Linked DNA regions of Mus musculus: region 1 is linked to region 2. Evidence: chromatin contacts called from ENCODE Hi-C or POLR2A ChIA-PET data. All regions are on one chromosome and are shown on one strand. Each heading gives the region's core, a stretch centred on a gene start or an enhancer-like site at or near the end of the contact. The rest is flanking DNA. Distances are from core to core; before and after follow the strand shown.

Region 1 (6,415 bases), core at 2,190-4,689, 220 kb after region 2:
ACAGGGAGACATCTCAGTCTGGAAGTCCTGTGGGCACCAAGCTAACCTTGGCAGGGAGACAATCACCCAGTGGTGTCTAAGAACCCTGAGGAAACCCCATCAAAAAATCTACACAGCCCTAGGGTGAGACCCTCTACAGACCCTCCTAGGGAACAGAAAGAACATAAAGAACAGGCCAGTCCCCTGGCTCCCAGAGGAAATAGGTGGTACAAGTCTAAGGGTACCCGAACCCACAACAAGACCTAATGAGAAGCCATTAGCAGGAGGATATTTTTGTCCCTGCCTCCCTAGACACTGCCCAGTGCCCAGAGCTAGCCATCTCCCAGAGTGACCAGTGACCAGAGACCCTGGTGGGAAGCTATGCATTGATCTGGTTACCTTATCTACTCCGCCGATGTACAAGCAGCAAGTGACAACACTCAGCCCTAGGGCAATCCTAAAACACCAACGAGCCCACGGCTGCAAACGGCTGATTCAAAGCCTCACCAGCCACCGCACACAGCAAACGACCAGTGACAATCTGAAATGAAAACCCCAGCTCTGTGGAAACTCCCAAACCAGTTCAGTCAGAGAGATCCCCTTAGTCAGAGGCTGCAATATTGCCCCAGCCCAGTAATCTAGGCCTCAGGACATGCCCAGTAGGATGAGCAAAGTGCCAGCTCAGACCACACTGTGACGTGTATGTACATTACCTCTTGTAATGTGTGTGTGTGTGTTTGAGCCTTTGGCTCACAGGCAGCAAGGACCAATGTCATTTGGAAGAAGTACCCCCAAATTTTTAGCACCATGCATCTGAAGGGACTTACCAGCCCCGGGGGAGGGAGGGCTCCAAGGGAAGCAGTTCTAGATAACCCCTGGTATATGGGGGTGGGGTGGGGGGTTCCAGCTCCTTGTCACCAACACGTGGGCTAGGCTGAGGAGATGGAGCCCCAGGGTGGGGAGGAAAGGGAGGCTCTGCTCCCAATACTGGCTCTTCTTTCTGCTGCACATTGCACAACTGCTCTTGGGTTTCTGTGAGCCTCACTGTACCCATTCTACAAATCTGAAGTAAGCCCTACCCCACTGGGTGGCTGTAAGGGCTGAACTTAATGGCATGACGTCATCATTCCCCTCCGTCATGGCTGTGACTTGAGACCACAGTGTTGTAGGAACTAGCACTGGGAAAGTGCTAGAAGCAAAGATGACCTTTTAGGAAGCCACCAAGACGCCCCACAGGGAAGCTTCATCATCCAAGTCTTGTCCCCTTCATCCTAGCCTGTGATGTCACCAGTTTCCCGGCAACCCCATCCATCATCACCCTTAAGTTTCCCAGGGCCCATTTGAAGCCCTTCATCTGGTAGACTATGTGCACACACAAGGCTGTGGTGTGGATGACACATGCCTAGAAAGCCATGTTGCAGTCATGGGCAGGTTCCAGTTTTACCCAAAAGAGATCCTGGGATGGGGCTAGAGAGAGAGAGAGCTCAGTGGTTAGGGACACATACGGCTCACGCACACACACTCACATTGGTCGGCTCTCAGCTCTCTGCAGCTTCAGTTGCAAAGGATCAAACACTCCTACTCACATGCACATACCCACACACTCTCTCCTGGGAAGGCGTTTTAGCCCCACACAAAAGGCAGACACACAGAGGTATCCAAGAGCACTAGTGTTGAGTAATACCTTAATGTCCTTTCTCCCACCGCGTCTAATGCAAACGCTGTGACAGCTGTGGATGACATCGTGTGGTCACTGTCCTCGGGTTCTACTGTCAACAACTAGAGTCAACCACCCTCACATGCAGCAACTATCAATGCCATTTTGAAGAAACACCCCCCTCCCCCCAGTTTTTCAGAAACTTCCAGACTAGCCCAAGCCTGAGTCCGTGGGCTCCACTTGGTTAGAAATTCTGATTCTCTCCCCAGCTGAGAAGCCTATACCTTAGGGGTGGACTGGGGAAGGCTTCTAAAGGGCCTATCTCAGACCACACTAAGTCATTCATGCAAGCAGCAGGCGCTTAGATGACAACCTCTGTGTCCAGAAAGCCACAAAAAGGCAAGCAAGTCGACAAAGGAGGGAGCAGGGTGTGAGAGGAGAATCAGGACTGCTCACAGAGTTAACATAAGGAAGTTGAAAGGCCCAGGTAGGGATAGCCCCTACAGATACCTCAAATCCCTTGTAGAGAGGGGTGTGGCCACCTACAACTAGTGGTTTGATCATGCCAGCGTGCAAATAAACGGCCTAACAGGAACACAAGCCGAATGGAGAACGCAGCAAGAGACATCCCTTAAGGTGGGTGGGGCAGCTCCAAGAATAAAATCAGTCCCTCGTAGCCTCTAACCTTATCGAGATGGCATAGAACCTAAAGGCAGAGAAATGCCAGGAAAGGGGTATGCATGAGAAAACAAGCTCCAAGACGCCACCCTGCTCACCATAGAGAAACCCCTAAGAGTCCCAGAACGCCTAAGAGTCCCAGGGCCTGAAACCTGTGAGGGTTTGCTCACTCAGGTGCTAACAGTGGGCTGAATGTGTCTCAGGGTCAACTGCAACTGCAGGAGGCCACTAAGATTGTACCTGCACTCCCCAGCACAGTGCCCCAGCATGGACACACGCCTCACTGTGGCCATGGCACAGGCGGGTTTACAGTGTGAACCTGCAGGAAAGAACGTTCATTCACAGCAGCACTCCGCATGCCAAACACAGGCCGCCCCTGCTGCGGTCAAAGGCCTGAACGCACCACACACCACGCAGCCTCCCTGGCCAGGGCTCCCTTCCCCGAATCTCCAGAGCAAAGCCCACAGTGGTCTTAGGGAGAAGTACACAACCCAAGTCTCGGATCTAGGCTACAGACCTTTCCAGGACAAAGACTCAAAGGATATGGGGCAGTGAGCTCGCTGGTAGGGATGCTCCTGAGCAGAAGAGGGCGGGGCGCTGGCAACAGAGGACAGGGTGGGGGATGCGGATGGAAGAGAGGAGAACCCGGGAGGGAAGAAGCAAAGGAAGGCGGGGTGGAGGCCGATGGGCTCCGGTCCGGGGCAGAGGAAAAACAAAAACAAAACCCGGAGACTGGGCAAAGGGAACGTGGAAAAGAGAACCGGAGAGGGCAAGGGGGAGGCAACCGTGCGGAGGAATGCGGCGCAGACAGCGGTGAGGAAGGGGTTCGGGGGTTCAGGAAGGGGGGCGCCGCCCACACCACCCCAGCACCCACCACGGCTCGTGTTGAGCCAGCCTCTCACCCTGTCGCCTCCAGGGCCGCAAAGGCCGGCGGAAGCGCTGCTCCTGCGGCCGCCACAGGTGCCCGTCGCCAAGATGGAGCCGCACTGGGTCTAGCCCCGCCGTGGTGCAGCCGGCCGCGGAGCCTGCGCTGCCAAGGGCCAGAAGGGGAAGCTGTCACCGGTACCCGGAGCAGGGGTGCTGGGGGTTTGAGGGGGGCGACTCACTCACCTAGGCGCGCCCCGCCTCTTCACGGCTCAGCGTCCCGGCCCCGCCCCCTGCCTCGGCTCCGCCCATGTCATTCCCTTAGGCTCCGCCCCCAAGACTGCCCATCCCCCCTTCCTGACCCTTCCCCCCCGCCCCCCCCCCCCCCAGCAAGGCTGTTTTCTCACTGGGCTCATCCATTTTGTGCAACCTTCCCGACAGAGCCGGCCGCTGTGTTCCAATCTCCCACCCCTAAAGGGCGCCATCGTCCTGCCCCAGTCCCTCCGTGCCCCACCTTGCCTTGCGTGGCTAGCTCCGGCAAATCCTCCAGGTCCCAAATTCACATCCTTAGAGATTTTCAATCCCTTGCTCTGACACCAGAATCCATTGACATTCCCTGTGGCCCCGCCCCCCCCCCATGTCCTTTATCTTCCTGCCCCACCTCTCACAATTCTTGGGCCTCCCACCCACCTCTTGAGACCTTTCCCCAGGTCTTGCTCTCTAGAGGCCTTGCCTGTTAGGGAGTCTTCAGGCCTGCTGGATCCAACAGCATGCTCTCAGCTCTAGACTCACCTCAGGGAGAAATCCAAGCTTGATCCAGTTCTTGAGGTTTACAATTGCAGTGTGGTCCTTAAGGAGTACCTGCCCAGCTTCATAGTCCCAAAGTCACACCCTCAGCCATGTCCTTCAAGGTCTACATTCTTGATAACCTGTCAGTCTATCCACTTCCAGGACCATTTCCACCCTTGCCCTCTGACCCAATCCCACGCTAGGATGGTTTCGCAGCCTACCTCAGGGATGCAAAGAGCTGACATGCACAGTGACTCCCAGTGGGGAGAGACCTCACTGGAGCCTCAACTATTTTCCTGTAATTCCCTGCAGTTCTGATATTTCCTCCCTAGATCCCACTGTGTCCCTTCCTAAAAGCTCTACCGATTCTGGGTTGCCTGATCCCATGGAAAGTCTAGGATCCCTATTAGCTTTGCTCCAGCATCCCCAGACACACAGGACAGGAAGCTACCCCACCTAGATCTGACCAGACCCAGTCCACCATCAAGGAGTCCCCAGGTACCCAGGGCCACAGGGTAAGAGGAGACTGGGCTTCTTCTGAGTCCCCATCTCAGAGAACTAAGTCCCAGTGTCACACTCCTTTGTTGACAGCAGCCCTGGAGCCCCAACTTGCCTAGGGTTGTTTACACTCTTCCCATGCAGTTATGGGGAACCAACACCATCTTTGTCTCTCTCCTAGTTATGGATGGCTTCACTATCTTCTCAGAAAGTCCTAGATTTCCTCCAGTCACCCCTTCCCAGCAGGTCCTCAAAGCATTCTCTCCAGTTTGGGAAAACAGCCATCCTGGAAGAGCTAAGCACCCTGACAGGGCTGCACAGGCCTGTGGAAGCTCTGCTTCTACAGCCACAGGTGTCCAGGCTTTAAGATGGAGCCCGAGCTACACTAGTTGGGTCTAACCAGCCACGGTGCAGCTCGCTGCAGCGCTTACTGGGTATACAAGTAGGGGCCGAGGGTTCTTGCTTCCTTGCTACTCACAGCCGGCCTGAAGGATCCTGTCCAAAGAGTCTATAGAAGATTTCTGCACCAGGGACACTAACCAACTCCTGTCCCTCCCAGAAATTGCCACTCTTCTCATCCTCATAGTCCCTTCCCACAGAAGTCACTTACATCCCAAGAAGGGATGAGGTAAATGTGACTACACTGAGAGGAGACTCAGAGCCCAAGCCCATAGCTCCTAGCTTCCAGGGCATCCTGAACAGAACTTTGCCATGTATGTGCCAAGGAAGCCTACTCAGGATTAGATGTCAATGGATGTCTGCCCTACTGGATACACACAGGCGTGATCTGACGGGACCATGGCACCAGGACCTCTGAACAGCACTTGGCTATGACCTCTTGGCAAACTGGTCCTATGACTTGGCAAGAGGCTCTCCTGGCTATAGTAGTGACTCAGGGAGAGCCTGGGATAGGAGGAACTTAGATAACAATTCCTATCTAACTTCCAACATACTCATTTACCCTGTGATCCCACACCCAGGCAGGACTTTTCATCTCTCTGGGAATCGGTTTCTTCATCTGATAATCAATGGTAATTACCTCCCTATCTTCTGGGCTGTGGGGAGGTCACAGTTGTGAAAGGGTTCTGTGCAGTATTCTTGCCACTGTCACTCTGGTGATCACATGATCACTTGTTTGCCAACCACCACCATCCCACCATCCCCCACCACTCTCCCCCGTGCTAGACTCTAAAGGTACAAGCTATGGCTGTTAGGAGTAAGGAACAAATTGGACTTTGCAGAGCACTATGGTAAGGAGAGGTATATCTGGCTTGATATCATATGGCCCACGTGCTATTTGCTGAGAGGAGCAGTCATGGGATGTTGTCAGAAGCTCATAGTGGGCATGGTAAGCACATTGGCATCACTCAGAAGAGTAGCAGGAGTTTCTTGGGAGGTGTGAGCATCACAGACACACAGGGGACTCAGGGGTCTGATCTTCAGAGAAGAGATGAGTGAGAGGAGGGCTTAGGGGCCCAGCTACAAGAAACCAAGTGGCAAGGACTGGAAACTAGACAGCATAGAAGAAAAGTGACCGGGGGCAGCTAGAGTATATTCTTCAGAGAAGTGCTGGAGACAGACACTCCGGGGTGGGCAGAGGAATGGTTTGGAGAGGAGACACTGACAAGGTATGTACCTAGTCAACTGAAGCATGGCCACAAAGGGGAGAAGATAGATATCACTGGAAAGAAAGATGGGGGTCAAGAAAGCTGTTTTTATTTTAGTTGGTTTTGTTCCCTTTGATTGGTTTTTTAATATGCCATATCTTGCCTCGTTAATTCTGCTTAAGCTAAGCAAAAGGTCAGTGTGCAGGAGACTGCATGGAGCACCAATGGAAGCTGACACTGAAAAACTGGCTTGCCTCTGCAAGGCAGGAGCCAGGCGACACAACACTCCTTGATGTCACACACTGCTACTGCCTTGGTAGGAAGCACATGGCGCCTGTCTTCG
Region 2 (7,176 bases), core at 4,642-7,141:
GCATTGGGCAGCCACTGCTGTGTGAGCAGTGTCAACAGCGCCACCTGCCAGCTTGACTTCTCTCTGGCAATCCTAACGTGTTTTCACCCTGGCTGAGGACAGTTTTCCCTGCTGGTTGGCATGCTGATTTTAATTCTTGTTGTCAGGTATGTTAGGCCACTTCCGGTACAGAGGGACAGGAGCTTCTATAGGCACAAGAGGCCAGAGGGCTGGAGGAACACTTGGCAGGGTGGAGGTGGGTGTCCGGCCCTTATACCACCACACTGAGGCACAGTCTGCTCTCCACCTGGGCTAGTTTCTGTCTAGAGCTCGAGTCTCCCTGGCCTCCACTCACTCTTAACTCATTCCACAACTACCCACTCGTTCCTCCTCTACCCATGTCAACCCCCTGAGCATCTACATGTGAACTGGCTTCTGACCATGCCCTGGAGGTACCACGGTCTAGAAGAAACAACATTCTGTGAGGGAGGCACATAGAAAACAAAGCTCTCTGAGGTGGGGGGATGCAGGTCTTGAACACTACCCAACCTCCATCGGCCTAGCCATCTTGTTCTAAAACTAAGAATCAGAACCTAGCCCTCTCCTTGTAGAATACTGGCAGTACCACAAGGCTAACTGGACTGGCATTCTGTAGTTTTCATCGCTGGAAAAGCTACCCTGAGCCGAGTGACCCAGAAGTAGCTAGGCTCCTTACTCCCTGTCACTCCGGGGCTTGTTGGGCAACCACCTCATCTGGCTGCCTTCTGCCTCCCTGTGCAGGGAGCACACAGCACACACACACACACACACACACACACACACACACACACACACACACACCATCCCCTTTATTTCAGAAGTTCCCAGAGAGATTAAACCAGCATCAGTCTTTTGAAGGAGCTCAAACACAGAAGTTGCCCAAAGTGCAGGAAAAGGAAGGCCCAACACACTATCCTTTGACAAACGCTTTTGCACAGTTGCTGTGACAAAAATAAATAAATAAATAAAATGCAGGCACAGTCCCCTCCTGTGTGATTGCGGGTTCCCAAGTCCCTCATCATGCTGGGTGCTGCCAGAACAAACTGGATCACCTCTAGTAACTAAGTAGAGGAAGACATGAAGAGGAGCTTGTGTATATACGTGTAAGACTTCTGTACGTGTGTCCACATGAGAGTGTGCGAGTATTAGCATGTGCATTTGCTGTGTGTGATTTGTGTGTAGTGTGGTTGTGTGCACATGGCTATTGATCAGCATTGCTTGGGATTAATCATGCAGGATTCTCTGGGGCAAAGCCCCCCCTCAGGCTGTGCTCCCACTTACACCCCCCATGAAAACTGCCCGATGGAAGCCCTAGTGTGAGTCTGATGAAACTTGGTCCTGCAGAAACCTCGTTGCCTCCATGTGCTTACCTCTCCTGAATGGACTCCTGCACCCTTCCTTGGATGCTAGTATCTTGCCCAAAGTCACAGTTAGATTTTCTTTTTTAATTTCTGCTCACCTATACCTTTAACTTATTTTATTCTTTCTTTTTGTTTGAGACAGGGTCTCCTATAATCCAGGCTGGTTTAAACTTGCTGCGTAGGCTGGGATGGTCTTGAACTCCCACTAATCTTGCCTCCATGTCCCAGTTGCTGGCATGGACTACCATGGCTAGTGACTTACTTCCATCTACCCCACAGGAAAGCTAACTGCCACCCAGGCACAGCAGTACCAGTGCCTAGAGCACTTAGGAGCATATTGGTGAAAGATGTCTGGATCGAAGGGGGGGAATCACCATTATGAAAGTGATTTTTTACACAGTTAGACGTCTAAGTGTTATCCGTCACCAGCAGCATCTATATCTCCTTGATCCCTACGCCTCTCAGATGGCCACCACACCCATGGGAGTTCATCTCCAAGTCGTTCCACATCCCAGACACAGACATCTGACCTCACACGGTGCTTGGCACTTCTCCCTTCTCACCTGCACCTCCACCACCCTGCACACCTGTGAGTCACCCTCTGCCCAGCTGTTATCTGGGCACAGTGGAGCTGTCCCTCCCCCCCTCCTCCCACAGACACCAGCTGCCCTAGGCAGTGATGAATCTATGCATTCCTTGTTCCTTGCTCTGAACCTACTATGAAAAGGCTCTTTGTCATCCTCGGCTGTCCTCAATGGCTTCAGTTCATCCTGGCCTCTCTTTCCTGACCTTCTATGGGTCCTCGTCGCCCATCATTGTGTGTGTTCCACTAAAGGGCTTTTCTTGTCATCCTTGTTTCTTTTCACTGTGGTGTCCACAAGACAGCCTCTGAATTGTACAAACATGGTTCATAACCACTCCATGTTCTTCTATCTGGGAAAAAAAAAAGATAGAACTCCAACGCCCCCCCCCCCCCACTATTCTTCCATATCTCAGATTATATGATGATTCTGTGCTCCTGAGTGCTTCCTGACACCAGGATCTCCAAATCAGCAGGCTAGAAGTCTTACCATGGCCAATCTTTTTGCCACTGGAGCTACCAACCAGGGTGCTGCTATCGATCACCACTGCAAGGGCTACATTCTGAGAGATTTTTCTCCAGGCTGATTACATATTCTTGAGTACAAACCACCTGCTTGTTATTCCAGTGTCTGAGGCTCTGGCTACATCACCCATGTAATCTTGCTGCCGGTGCCTTTGCCAGTTGTCCCAGCTTCTGTGGAGTCTCACATTCATGTCATCAAAGTGAAGTGCACCGGCTAGAGGGACAGAAGTCCTGGATTCCAACATTCTCTGCCATTACCCACACTGGGACCTCCATTTTCCCATCTGCAAAAGGGAACATTTGGGTACCCCATCTCACTGGGTTGTCATAAATATGAGTTAGATCGATATCTCTAAAGTGCCAAGGAACCCGACTTGGCACCCCGTTTGTAGACAAGTTGTTGTTGTTCTCATTACAAGGGTACAGAGTCACCTCACGGTCCCCTTTGCATTTCTTGAGAACTCTCAGGAAGTAGCACACAGCCTGCTAAATGAATGAGCAAATAGCCAGGGCATTTCTTTCCCTTTTGTTCCATTTACAGACAATAGGATTCTCGGTAAACAAACGGACGCCTCTGGATTCTGAAAGCCCAACACCATACCAACTTTCATGAATCTGAGCTGCAATTCATAAACTAGTTCTGCTCAGAGACACCGTGGACCCTGCTAGATTGGTCTTCTGTTTGTCCTTCTCTCCTCAAGTTAAAACAAAACGAAGCATAAACAAACAAACAAACAAACACTGTGCATCCCGCCTTTCGGTGTCGCTGGAGTCTTACCCGATTCTTTTGGGAGATGCCAAAATATAATCACACACTAGCATTTTTGTATAAGGATGGCAAGCACCTGTGTTTTCCTGTGGGACTTGCACATGTTTCTAGGTATCTCCTAGCTCTGGGATATTGGAAACAATGAAAATTGTTTCTCTGAGCTTTCCAGGTTTTCATGGAGAAGCAGAGATGAGGGCTTCCAAGTCACTCCTAGAGGTTTCCACGTCCAGCTAAGGCGTTCTAGAACTTAGTGCTAACCCAGCTTGGCCATGTGGAGCCACATAGAGGTAGATGACATCATCACCCCTCCGACCCCAGGAATCTGCAAAAACAGAGCCAGTGTCACAGAGGACAAAAAAAAAAGTGATTTCTAGAGGCTCTCATGGGTGCATTCAGAGTTAGCCATGGCCAAGGGTGCCCGGGACACTAGAGCAAGGAGAAGTACTCAGCAAGGAGAAGTACTCTGATAAACATTATCAACTGGCCAACAAGTCGTGCAATCTGGAGTGATGCTTCAGCTAGAATGTGTGAGATTGACTTAGCTCCAAGGGTTCAGATTCCAAGATATAGTTTGAGTTGCAGTCTCAGCCTAGCCACTCACTACATGCATGACCCAGGACAAGCATTCAGGATGTTAATTCCCTCATAAATAAAACTGGAATAGTGATCTTCACTTAAGGATGTTTCTAACTGGACTAAACAGGGGTCTGTGTAAGATCTCAATAAAGGAAACTCTTGTTCCTGGTACTGTTAGAAAGAAAAAGCAGATGCCCTACCCTAGCCAGGGTTACAGTCACAGGATAAAATACACGGCTTATCTACCAGGCTGTTCAACAAGAGCCTTTTATATTCAAATAGTAACACCGTCTAAAAAGAGAATGGCAGTGACACTTTTATGCAGACACACACACTACATAATGAAGGAAAATGAAATTTAAAACATTGAAAATCAAGACTTTTCTTTGTATCCTTTTTAATGGCTTATCTGTTTTAAATATACTTTGCTAAGTCCTGGATTTCTGAAAAAGAAATCTGCTAAAAAAAAAAAAAAAGCTAACATGTCATTCCAAATCAGCTGAAAAGTGCCCCCCTTGCCATCTCCACTCCCAGTTCTGACTCCCCAGAGTCAGTGGTTGGATGACTTACAAGACAATTGAACTCTCCAATGCAGAACACGGACTCCCAAGTCAAAGCTTCCAGTACATGCTTATCAATTATCGATAATCCTTCAGTATAGCATCAAAAGCTCTTCTACTGACCACACCACAACCCTCACCGACCTAATTCCACTTCTGCTCATCAGTTTTGTGTGGCTTGCTTAAGGCCAAGCTTCCTTTTCTGCATCAATAAAAAGTTAAACTGGCTGAATTCTCATAAAATGACACAATAAACTACAAGGTCAATTTAAACTGTTTCTAAAAAGTCAAGGCTGCAAACTTGAATTGGTAATTAACACCCTTGAAAACAAGCAATCTGGTGTATGCTTTGTATGTTCTTTTGAACATAAAGACATATCATAAATATCATTAAACATGGAATTGTATCTTTGCCAAGACTAAATATTTAACAAAGCATCAAAAATTGCTCCTGTCTACATGTTGACTTGGCTCCCTGGCAATTTAAGCAGACTGGCTTTCCTAGATTTCTTCTCCTTTTAAAAATGTATCTAAGGTAATCTTTGAGAGTGACATGAAATATTTTCACAATTATCCTTCTACATAATAGACAAAAACATACACAGTCCTGGGCTCCCATTGTCTTCCTACAACCCAGCCCTGAACACCACCCCCTCTACGCCCCAGAACCTGACAGGCACAGCTTGCCCGGAAGGCACGCATGGTTGGAGCTGTCCCCTAAATGCTGCTGCAAGGACCGGCTCTCCTGGTGTGCTGTCTGTGCCTATTAGGGGAGAAAATGATGTCAAGAAAGGAACACACTATCCTATCAAAACCAGGCGTTTTCTTTCTGCTAACCCCGAAAACTCAGAGATACACAGTTTGATCGTTTATGGCTTTTCCCATAACAGGCATTGCGTTACATTTCCAGATGTTTGTGAATATCTACTGGAGAACACATCTGAGATTGGGTTGTGGTTCTTACTAGTCAGCACAAACCCTGTTGAGAATAATAGAGAATAATAGGATGCATGCATGGAGATATGAAATCAAGAAATACAGCACACACACAGCCTAGGAGGAAGAAAAAAAAAACAGAATTGTGTGCGGTGTGAGAGGGGGCACAACAGGAAGGAAAAGGGAAGATTTTTCCTTAAGGAAAGAAAGCAGGACTGCAAGGAGTCGCCCATAAAAATTAAACCTACAAGGAAATAAAAGGTGAGGGAGAGAGACAGAGGAAGAGACAAGATGAAAAAGACAGAAGATGAGTCCCAGATAGTGAACTGGAGAAAAGATATAGGAGCTGGAGACAGAGGGGAGGGAAATCCGGCCCTGCAACGCTACAGCTACAGCGGGACTTCAGAATTCTTTCCCGGGAAGAGGCCAAGGGAAGGAGAGGCATTCTGCTGTCCTCTCCCGGTGAGTCTGTCCGGTGAGTCTGTCCCGTAGGACCGCGGGGCGCATCTCACCTGGGCTCTCTCGCAGCATCAGCAAGGCAGGTTGAGTGTACCAGCTGCGGGTCCTTCAGCGTGCGTGTTGTTGAACTTGGCTGCGGAGCCCGCGGGATTCCAGGCCCCGCCTCGAGGGCGGGACCTTCAAGCCCGTAGAGGGTCCTCACCCCTGGCTCCTCCGGGCGGAGGCACCAGAGACCATAGACTGTAGCAACTTTGCAGAAATCAGAGCTCACTCCGCAGACCCCCTCCCTCCTCGACTCTGGCTTCGGAGCTTGACAGACAGCCAGGAGCTCCAGTCTCAGTCAGTACTGCTGTGTTTAGAGGCGATTCTGTCACCTCTAAGCGGTTGCACAGTGCACTCCAACCTCTAGGGTCTTGAACCCTCCCGGCCAAAGTGAGAGCAGCGATGAAGGCTTGGTGGCACACGAGAAGTTCCTGCTTGAAATGGCCAAGAACCCCTGTCTGCTCTCAACTCATTTTCCTCTAACCGCTAGAATAGCCGCCTGCGCAGCGGCTCTTGGCCTTCACTGAAGCACCCATTGTCTCCCCACCTTTCCAAGTCTCCCCACCTTTCCAAGTCTCCCCACCTTTCCAAGTCGTGGGTGGCAGAGAGGCCCTGGGCTGCCAACAATCTCCAAGGGTCTTTTAGGTAACTTTCCTGAAAGAAAGGGTGAAATGAGGCAGGAAGGGTCCCTTTGAATCAGGTGGCTGAGAATGGATATCCATAAGGCCATGTCCTGCAGGACCAGGAGTTTCCACTGTTGTGAGTTTCGGGGATGAGGATCGGGGTGGTGCTTGGTGTGGTTGCAGGACTCCTTTGTGGGTCCTGATGTTTAAACCTGGGTTGCTAAACAGCTTGACATGGTTGGCAAAGGAAAACCCACCCAAGTCCCCAGTTCCTTCTCTCAGTCATTCACTTACACAATTGTTCCCAGGTCAAAAGGGATTCTGAGTATGCACGGAGGTAAACAGAGGACTCTTCGGAGCCTTTACCCAGGTTGGGGATCCCTTACCAAAGTGAATGGGCGGTGGGTAATGCTGGACCTGGATATCCCTTGGAATCATGTGTCTTAGTCAGTGTTCTAGTGTTGTGAAGAGGCACCATGGTTGTGGTCTCTCTCATCAGGAGTACAATCTGTCTTGGTGCAGACCTGGATAGGCTGTGTTGACCCTTGGGCCCTTCCTGACTGTCAAGGGAGAGAATGAGGACTAGATCTGAAAGAGGGGCCTGGATTCCTCCTGCCACTGCAGAGGCACAACCAGCAGAAGGTTAAGAAAGTCCTGGCTGGCCTTCAAGCACCTCCACCAGCATCCTCAAAACATCCTGGGCTCTCAGGTCTGGCTTCTTCTGGTA

Evidence for each region. Hi-C counts contacts between places; a loop is a spot of excess contacts on that map. ChIA-PET counts read pairs that join two places held with the same protein, here RNA polymerase II (POLR2A).
Region 1: a loop to region 2 is called in a map of left cerebral cortex, with 1.8 times the contacts of the local background. The contact joins the promoter of Gprin2 here to the promoter of Zfp488 in region 2. A Hi-C loop is called at or near these places in 1 of 37 maps with a recorded cell type or tissue (left cerebral cortex). POLR2A ChIA-PET finds 5 or more read pairs at or near these places in 1 of 5 experiments (embryonic stem cell).

What each region holds. Positions count from the first base shown.
Region 1 is chr14:34,198,194-34,204,608 of GRCm38, forward strand. It overlaps Gprin2 (G protein regulated inducer of neurite outgrowth 2), which reads right to left and starts at 3,440. Exons shown (of 2, transcript NM_183209.2): 1 at 3,217-3,440.
Region 2 is chr14:33,972,873-33,980,048 of GRCm38, forward strand. It overlaps Zfp488 (zinc finger protein 488), which reads right to left and starts at 5,892. Exons shown (of 2, transcript NM_001013777.2): 1 at 5,838-5,892.